Linked DNA regions of Homo sapiens: region 1 is linked to region 2. Evidence: chromatin contacts called from ENCODE Hi-C or POLR2A ChIA-PET data. All regions are on one chromosome and are shown on one strand. The core of a region is the stretch at or near the end of the contact, and the rest is flanking DNA. Distances in the headings are between cores, read along the strand shown. Region 1 has its middle 34 kb from the start of MRPS24. Region 2 overlaps LOC107986790 (a long non-coding RNA gene).

What was found. Hi-C counts contacts between places; a loop is a spot of excess contacts on that map. ChIA-PET counts read pairs that join two places held with the same protein, here RNA polymerase II (POLR2A). Pooled maps may share reads with other maps.
Region 1: a loop to region 2 is called in a map of GM12878, with 6 times the contacts of the local background. The contact joins two enhancer-like sites. A Hi-C loop is called at or near these places in 1 of 168 maps with a recorded cell type or tissue (GM12878), 4 of 37 single-sample maps with no recorded cell type and 7 of 50 pooled maps. POLR2A ChIA-PET finds 5 or more read pairs at or near these places in 1 of 52 experiments (activated B cell).

What each region holds. Positions count from the first base shown.
Region 1 is chr7:43,833,181-43,837,997 of GRCh38, forward strand. No RefSeq gene overlaps it. Among named protein-coding and RNA genes, the nearest start is that of MRPS24, 34 kb to the right of the region's middle. RefSeq lists enhancers at 1,386-1,505, 1,430-1,724, 1,636-2,005. Within about 2 kb of position 1,496, at least 6 of the 41 ENCODE cell types and tissues checked have a DNase peak (open chromatin) inside an H3K27ac peak, as active enhancers do.
Region 2 is chr7:43,069,694-43,074,616 of GRCh38, forward strand. It overlaps LOC107986790 (a long non-coding RNA gene), which reads right to left. Exons shown (of 3, transcript XR_001745189.2): 2 at 2,161-2,295; 3 at 1-1,061. Among named protein-coding and RNA genes, the nearest start is that of HECW1, 40 kb to the right of the region's middle. RefSeq lists a silencer at 3,637-3,931. Within about 2 kb of position 2,163, at least 3 of the 41 ENCODE cell types and tissues checked have a DNase peak (open chromatin) inside an H3K27ac peak, as active enhancers do.

The DNA of each region.
Region 1 (4,817 bases), core at 246-2,745, 760 kb after region 2:
TTTTTTGGTAGAGACAGGGTCTCATTATGTTGCCCAGGCTGGTCTTTAACTCCTGGGTTCAAGTGATCCTCCTGTCTTGGTTTACCAAAGTGCTGGGATCACAGGTGTGAGGCATTGTGCCCAGCCTACCTTCTCATTTTGAAAGCAATACAATACCAACTTTAATGGTAATACACTCTTATGTAATAAACAAAGACATTTACAAATATCAGAAACCCAGTTTTGAAACATTTGCATTAACTGTGACCTGAATCAACTTTTTTTTTTTTTCAGACAGAGTCTCACTCTATCGCCCAGGCTGGAGTGCAATGGCACGATCTTGGCTCACTGCAACCTCCATCTCCTGGGTTCAAGCAATTCTCCTGCCTCAGCCTCCCGTGTAGCTGGGATTACAGGTGCATGCCACTATGCTAATTTTTGTTCCAGACCAGCCTGGACAACATAATGAGACTCTACAAAATTAATTAATTAACTAATTAATTAAAAATGATGTTTCTAAAGAATGTAACTTACACACTATGTTGTTAACAGTGTTAACTCAGTGGATGAAAGTGGTTTGCCACACTCATGCATATAATAAATGACAAACATACTTGTTTGAAAGATGCTTCTTTGAAAGCTACTTAGTGGTCAAGCATGGTGGCTCATGCCTGTAATCCCAGCACTTTGGGAGGCCGAGGCAGGAGAATTGCTTGAGTCCAGGAGTTCAAGACCAGCCTAGGCAACATAACGATACTCTCTACAAAAAATTTAAAATTAGCAGAGTGTGGTGGCATAGTTCCAGAACTCTGGGAGGCTGAAGTGGAAGGATCACTTGAGTCCAGCAGTTCTAGGCTGCAGTGAGCTGTGATCATACCACTACACTCCGGCCTGGGTGACAGAGCTACAATATGTTATGAACAGTGTTATTTTAGTGAATGGAAGTAATGTATGTAGTGAAGCGTCTGAAGACACATGTTTAAATAATGTTTCAGATCTTATGGACAGCTGCAAACCATGTCATTCAGAATACACAATCTTCTCAAGTGCACATGGAACATTCTCCAAGATAGAGTATATATCAGGTCACAAAATAAGTCATAACAAATTAAGAAAACTGAAATCATAACAAGTATCTTTTCTGATCACAATGGTATAAAACTAGAAATCAATAATAGGAGTAATTTCAGAAAATTCACAAATATGTAGAATTTAAACAACATGCTCCTATACAACCAATGGGTCAAAGAATTATTTTTTTTTTTGAGATGGGGTCTCACTCCGTCACTCATACTGGAGTGCAGTGACATGATAGTGAGATGAGAAGTCTTCTTCCGATCAAAGGTTTTTCTTGATCGAAGAGTTTGTGGTCTCATGGGCTTCAAGGAATGAAGCTGTGGACCACAGTGGCAAGTGTTACAGCTCAATTAGAGAAACGTGTGGACCCAAAGAGTGTGTGGCAGCAAGATTTATTAAAGCGAAAGTGAATGTAAAGCAAAAGTGAAAGTAAAGCTTCCACGTGGTGGAAGGGGACCTGGAAGGGTTGCCCTGGCTTGAGTGTCTTATGCTTATATGCCCTTATGACTCCTTCCCTTTTCCTTTTCCTTTTCCTGTCCTATAGGATTAGCTTATTTTCTATCCGCTTGTGGGTTGGTGGGCCTGATTGGTTAAAAACATCACGCTGCAGCTAGAGCTTAAACTCCCTATATGATTGGTTGAAGTTTCAATCCCTTAGCTTGCAGCTATGACTCATTTTGGCTTAGGAGAAAGTCCCCTTTGATTGGTTGAAGTTTCAATCCCTTAGCTTGCAGCTATGACTCATTTTGGCTTAGGGAAAAGTCCCCTTAGGGAAGTCCCTATTGACCCAGGAAGTCCAGCCAACTTAGCCACTTAGTCGCTCAATAGCTCACCACAACCTCAACCTCCTGGGTCCAAGTGATCCCCCCACCTCAGCCTCCCCAGTAGCTTGGGACTACAGGCTCATACCACCACATCTGGCTTTTTGTATTTTTTGTAGAGAAGGGGTTTCACCATGTTGCCCAGGCTGGTCTCAAACTTCTGGGCTTAAGCAATCTGCCTGCCTTGGCCTCCCAAAGTGCTGGGATTACCGGTGTGTGCCACTGTGCCCAGCCTCAAAGAAGAAATTTAAAAATCTTTTGAGGCCGGGCACAGTGGCTCATGCCTGTAATCCCAGCAGTTTGGGAGGCCCAGGTGGGCGGGTCACCTGAGGTCAGGAGTTCAAGATGGCCAACATGGTAAAACACGGCCAACATGGTGAAACCCCATTTCTACTAAAAATACAAAAATTAGCCGGGTGCAGTGGCACACACTTGTAATCCCAGCTACTTGGGAGGCTGAGGCAGGAGAATCACTTGAACTGAGGAGGCAGAAGTTGCAGTGAGCCAAGATCGCACCACTGCACTCCAGCCTGGGTGACAGAGCAAGACCCTGTCTCCAAAACAAAAGAGGAATGTTGAAAAAAGAGTAATGTTTCTCAGCACGACAAAGACTATCTCTGACAAGCCCACAGCTAACATATTTAACTGTGAAAATATTTTTTCCTCTAAGATCAGGAACAAGACAAAGATGCCAACTCTCACCATGTCTATTCAATATAGTACTGGAAGTCCTAGCCACAACAATCAAGCAAGAAAAAGCATGACAGACATCCAGATAGGAAAGAAGTAGAAGAAAATTTTTAAATGCTACTTACAAAGTTTGTTGTGAACCGTGTAACTTCCATGTAAGGAAGTAATGAATGTAGTGAAGTGTTTGTAGTCATGTTAAACAGGCTTCTGAAATGTTATTTATATACTATTTTAAAAAGACGTTTCCACAAATGTTACTTATGCAGTGTGTTGTGAAAAGTATTACTTTGGTGAAGGAACGTGGTTACCATACTGAAATTGATGTAAAATATTGGTCCAAACTCCTGACATTCCCTGAAAAGATTTATGGGAATTTCTTTGCTCTCAAGAGATTAATAAGAAATGGAATGAAGCCGGGCACAGTGGCTCATGCCTGCAATCCCAGCACTTTGGGAGGCTGAGGTAGGCAGATCATTTGAGGTCAGGAGTTCAAGACCAGCCTGGCCAACATGGTGAAATCCCATCTCTGCTAAAGATACAAAAATTAGCCAGGCGTGGTGGCAGGCGCCTGTACTCCCAGCTACTCAGGAGGCTGAGAAAGGAGAATAGCCTGAATCCAGCCAGAAGATGTTGCAGTGAGCCAAGGTCAAACCACTGCACTCCAGCCTGGGCAACAGAGTGAGACTGTGTCTCAAAAAAACAAAAACAAAAAAATAAAAATAAAGAAAAAGAAATGGAATGAGATCCTAAACTCTAAAGCCATGCCAAAACAACCTTCCTTTGAGGATTCCAGCTGACTATATTATGGCTCATTCTCATGCACATTTTGAAACAGATGGGCAAATTCTATCAAGGAAAGTTCAGAGCTCAGATGGTCACTAAGAAAACTACAACCAACTATGCGGTTAACAAGCAAAATCTTCGAAGTTCTCTATCTCTCTATTTTATTTTTTTCCTGCCTACTTTCAATCTGCTGACTTTTCTGCTGGTGTTGAGATAAAAATCACTGCTTATGACATTTGAGCCAAGATTTTTTAAAAAAAGACTTAAAGCCATTTCAAATTAATGACTTTACAAATAACAGCTCCATGATAAACAACCTAGACACCTGAACTGTCCCTTTCGGAAATGTAAATTTAGGTTTGCCTGCCTAACAACTGTGTATGGTGACAAAACAGGTAATTGAAAGACTAATAGTCTAGAAGAATTACATAAATGTTTAGAAAAGTTAGGCTCTCAGATCAGACAGGTTAAAATCTTGAGCTCAGAGCCATAATGTAAGTATCAGTGTCTGGCATAAAAATTGCTTTATCTGCCACTCAAGGAGTTAGAAAAAAATTTTTAAATGCAGATAATCTTTTTCCCACCCACACTGGAGCAGGTGGTGAAGCAAAGTAGGTCTGAGGACTGGATTGCCATGTGGACACTGTGTTAATTTCTTTTTCTTTTCTTTTTCTTTCTTTCTTTTTTTTTTTTTCTGAGACTGAGTCTCACTCTGTCCCCCAGGCTAAAGTGCACTGGGTCCATCTCTGCTCACTGCAACCTCCACCTCCCAGGTTCCAGTGATTCTCCTGCCTCAGCCTCCTGAGTAGCTGGGATCACAGGCGTGTGCCACCACGCCCAGGTCATTTTTGTAATTCTTGTCGATTTCCTGATAAAGGGGAGAGTGATTGTTACCTGGGAGAGTGTCCCTGCTTTGGGTAAAAAAACAAGTATTTTGTGTGAAATTACAAATCTGGTACAGCAATAACCACTGGAGACTTTGATAGAAAGGACAGGGATTTGTATTGCTATTGCAAGTTTTCCATAAGAATGAAATTATCAAAAAGTAATTACTTTTATTTATTTATTTATTTAAGACAGTCTCCCTCTGTCGCCCAGGCTGCAATGCAAAGGTGCAATTTCACTGCAACCTCCACCTCTCAAGTTCATGAGATTCTCTTGCCTCCGCCTCCCGAGTAGCTGGGATTATAGGTACACATCACCATGCCCTGCTATTTTTGTATTTTTTGGTAGAGACGGGGTTTCACCATGTTGGCTAGGCTGATCTCGAACTCCTGGGTTCAAGTGATCCTCCTGCCTGGGCCTCTCAAAGTGCTGGGATTACAGGCGTGAGCCACCACGCCCAGCCTCAAAAAGTAATTACTTTTTTTTTTTTTGAGACGGAGTCTTGTTCTGTCGCCCAGGCTGGAGTGCAGTGGCTCAATCTCAGCTCACTGCAACTTCCGCCTCCTGGGTTTAAGCGATTCT
Region 2 (4,923 bases), core at 913-3,412:
TATTTATTTAGTATGCAAAATACTCATTTCACTAGTGTATAATAAATTGTAGCTAAATGGAACAAAATGGATGAATCTTAGAAGTAATTATTCAGTTTAAAATGGTAAATAAATAAAATCAAATTACAGAGAACTAAATAAAGTATTGTGCCTTTTTCTAAGACTCAAGCACAAGTAAAGGGGAACAACATAATGTTTAAAGATCTACGCATACATAAAAGCTATGGATTTCTGTGCTATGGCTACCTCTGGTGCGGCAGGTGGTGGGGTTGTAAGACTCAGGTAACTCCAGTGAGACTAGGAAGATCTGAGTTCACAATTTGAGTGCTAGATTCACAGGTATTAATTTTGTTATTATGCTTATTACTTAAGAAAATATTACACAGATTCAACTATTATATGATAAAAGCAAGGCCATAAATAAGAAGATTTATTCTTTCTCAAAAGGGTGCTGGACTTTAAAAAATATTTACTAATTTTTGGTTCTACAATATCTTGAAAAAATATTAAATGCTTGGAAATTTAAATTTGCATTGCATGAAGATTTTCTTGTGTAAGCAGTCAATAATGTTACCTCTGAAGCTGTCAGTTGCACACCAGGGTGGGTATGAATTTATAGAAGTGGCTTCCTTTTGAAATTGTATTACAGTGTGCTCTGAAAGCTTCAGAGGCTACAGGGAGAAGGTGCCTTCTTTTTGATAGAGTATTAAATTTTCTGTGTTAAAACTATGGAAAACAATCTTCTTCTACATTCTCTTTTTGAAATTATTGATGCTTTGGGAACATAATTACCATTTCCCTTGTACATCCCATTTCTTAAAATAAAATCTTTTACAATAAAGATTTACCTGTTAGCCCAAATCTGTCAAAACCTAGTGTAATATTCTTTTTACATTCCCATAGTAAATACCAGCATACAAATTCATTTGAGTGTCATGATTATTCCACGGATCAATGAGTGTAACAGATTGTGTGAAGTTGGTATAAACTGCATTACCATTGAGGGTTTCTTTTTTAACATCTTCCACTTGGACAACGAAAGAAAAAAATAGCTCCATTATCTGAAATAAAATATAACATAGAATATAATTAAGATGATTATTAATGCTTTTTATTTACATATGTTTGACTTTCAAGCCATCTGGCATCCCAGCTCTCTGCTTTATTTTTCTTTTGCCCATATTTCCTTCCTTACTTATTGTTAACGTAGCTTTATCTTATCTATTGGTATTTGTGAATTTCCTTAAGTCTGTTTTAAGATTTCAGGGGTAAATGAATAAAATAACTGATAAAATAGGCATTGTTAACAGAAAAACCAGCTCTGTAAAATATTTTAAAGAGGTTTATTCTGAGCCAATATGAGTGACCATGGCGGGGGAACACAGTCTCAAGAGGTCCTGAGAAAGTGGGTTTTACTTTTTCACTTTTTTCAGTTGCACACCAGGGTGGGTATGAATTTATAAAAGTGGCTTCCTTTTGAAATTGTATCACAGTGTGCTCTGAAAGCTGCAGAGGGCTACAGGGAGAAGGTGCCTTGTTTGTGATAGAGTATTAAACTTTCTATGCTAAAACTATGGAAAGCAATCTTCCCCTGCATTCTCTTTTTGAAATTATTGATGCTTTGGGAACATAATTACCATTTCCCTTGCACATCCCATTTCTTAAAATAAGATGTTTTTACAATAAAGATTTAAAATATTGAGGGAGCTGGGTTGCAGTTGAGTATTATACCTTTCGGGGAGGCAAGAGTTACAGGCAAAGACATCAATATTTTGCAGGTCTGTTCAGCTAAAGACAGGGTCCTTGTCCGTCCCCGGGCCATGAAAATTTAGGCTCAAAGACGGTTTGAAGGGTGGGTAAGACAAAGTTTTATTCGGTGAAAAGTGGGGAGAAAAAGGGGGAAACAGGGATCCTCAACAAGTCAGAGTCCCTGCTAGAGTGCTTGCCGCCAGCGGCTTGAATTCCAGGTTCCACACAGAAGAGGAGGAGCTGGCTCCTCCCTGCTGCAAAGGATGTGAACTATTGTGGCTCCATCCCAGTGTGCAGGCCAGCTGGAGTTTCTCTGGGGACCCCCTCCCACCTGGCTGTCTCATTCCCCGCTCTAGAGAGGTACATCTAACTGCCATTAGAATAAGGATAAGGAAGAAGAGCGATCTTAACTGCCTCCTGCTGACAGGGGGCGCTGTTTTGGGGGAAGCCGCAGTCAGAGCTCCCTCAGAGGCCTATTTAAGGGTTCCCAGCAGAAAGGGTCGTCATCAGAGGCTCCTGTTGCATGACTGACTGTAGTTTGATGGCCTGAAGGCAAGAATAGACAAACCAGCTTATTAGAAAACATGTATCAAAACAAAACAAGGAGAGGGGTAAGAACAGCTCAAAAATTCCAAGGCCTTTTACCAGTTTGCACAAGGCCAAAAGCCCAACTGGTTAAGAAAAAACTTTACGCTTTTGCCAGCATGTCAGTCTTCTGGGTTCCCTTCCCCTGAGCCCATTCCTAAGCCAGCCAGGTTAAGGTTTGGGAAATTAATTCTTTCCAGTTTGGAGGATGTTTCTGAGGGGAGTGTCCCATAGTATGAAGACACAATTACCTATCAGTGAAGAGGACAGAGGAGGAGAAAGGAAAAAAAGAAGGTGTTTTTTTTTTTTAAAAGGAGTCCTAGAGGTTCAGGATGCATTCAAAAGGGGTACAGACTGAAGGCGAATGGCTACCCATCTAGAAAGAGGGGGGCAGGCATCCCTGGTTCCCTTCTCTTCCTAGAAGATACCCAAGGTATTGTGGGACAATCAAAGATGGGAGAGACCGAACAGAGTGAGTCCAGGAAAGGTCTTTATTAAAAGGTGATCACCTGGCTCAGTAGGACTAGCGTCCAGGAAAGTCTGAGCCCCGGACAAAGAAAACAGCCACTTTTTAAGCAGCCAGTGGCCGGGAACTATGTGATGCAGGAAGTGTACTTACAGAAGTGAGAGCAAAGGCAGTTGATCAGTCTTTTACATTTATTTATATTACATGTTTCACATCTTTGGGAAACCATTAACTGTATAAACCATTTCTGTGTCAACCTTGTAACTTTGCAGCTGTGCTAGGGAGGTGAAGCAGGAACTCGCTGAGCCTCAAGGAATGTGAAACTAGCAAGTACAGATAAGGCTCGCTGAGCACAAAAGGAAAAACAGGCAGTTAGTATTTTTCTCTAACTTACACTACGGGGTGGGGCTACACTACAGTTAGCTTTGGAAGGAAAAAGTAAACATTTTTGGTTGTCTTTGATTATACTTGTAAAATTCATAAATTCCTTCTTCAGAGGTACATGAGGGAGAGAGGGAAAAGCATCCTCTTTCCTCTTCCATCTTTGCATCCCCAAGTCCCAGCAACCTTGGCAGGTGCCACCTTGGGTGGAAGAGCGGCTTGCACCCATGAAGCAGGGGGCCTAGTGGGTGAGAATCATCCGCTCTTATCCACATATGCCCTATCTCCCCTGCTGCCAGCAGCCTTGGATTCCCTAGACCTCATTTATGCCACGGATATTAATGTGGTCTTTATCCATGAAACAGGAAGCCTGGGGTTGGCTTAATCGGCAGGAATCAGCCACGCTTACCTGTGTTGTGCCTTTTAATTTCTGTTATTGTCTGCCTCTGGATCCCTCAGATCCAGTTTTCTTTCCTAGGGCTTTGACCCGATGCTTGGAATTGAGTTTGGGACAAAAATGTGTCTCAGCGGGGGTTGCATGGACTTCTTATCATAAGCCGAATGCAAAAGTGAAGCTGTGGAACTGAGTCCTCCTCCAACAAGAGAGAAAAGGATGTCTTGTGACACACCCAGATAACTGGTAGCTATATTTATGCTTGACAGAATTTGGGTGCATGGTGCTTGGCTTTTGTTAGCTCCCTTGGTCTTACTTTCCCAAAAGGAAACCTCCGAGTGATGGGCATCCTATTTATTCCATTACCTGGCAGGATTTGTAGGATAATTGCTCAGAACTAGAATATTGATCTGAATTTCTACATTACCTATCCCCTTTGTTCTTTCTGAGCTGCAGCCAGGGATTGCTGGTTGGTTCATAGGAGCAAGCAGGGTTAGTCTAAAATGTAGGCAAAAACTTAAAAACAACGAATGAGTTTAGAATTTAATGACAAATGTTGACCCAGCAATCCCATTACTAGGTAAATACCCCAAGGATTATGAATCATTTTACTATAAAGATACATGCACATGTATGTTTATTGCGGCACTATTCACAATAGCAAAGACTTGGAACCAACCTAAATGTCCATCAACGATAGACTGGATAAAGAAAATGTGGCACATATACACCATGGAATACTATGCAGCCATAAAAAAGGATAAGTTCATGTCCTTTGCAGGGACATGGATGAAGCTGGAAACCATCATTCTCAGCAAACTAACACAAGGGAAGAAAACCAAACACCGCATGTTCTCACTCATAGGTGGGAACTGAACAATGAGAACACATGGACACAGGGAGGGGAATATCACACACCAGGGACTGTCAGGGGGTGCGGGCTAGGGGAGGGATAGCATTAGGAGAAATACCTAATGTAGGTGACAGGTTGATGGGTGCAGAAAATCACCATGGCACATGTATACCTATGTAACAAACCTGCATGTTCTGCACATGTACCCCAGAACTTAAAGTATAATAAAAAAAGAATTTAATGACAAATGTATAAGTTTTGAAACATGATTTCTCTCTCCAGTCCTCATTTTTGTTAAAAAAAAATCATCATAGGACTGAATGGTTTACAAAATAAATTTTAGTCTTATACTTGGCCTGATTATTTGCATAAAGTGCAGCAAGAATAATTCTTTCTAATTAGGCCTTTTAGATTGGCTTTGATGGAAGTTTGTTCCACAAGGAATCTCAGATAAGACCTTTTAAAACTGAGCCCAACCATGGGTTTGTATCCTCA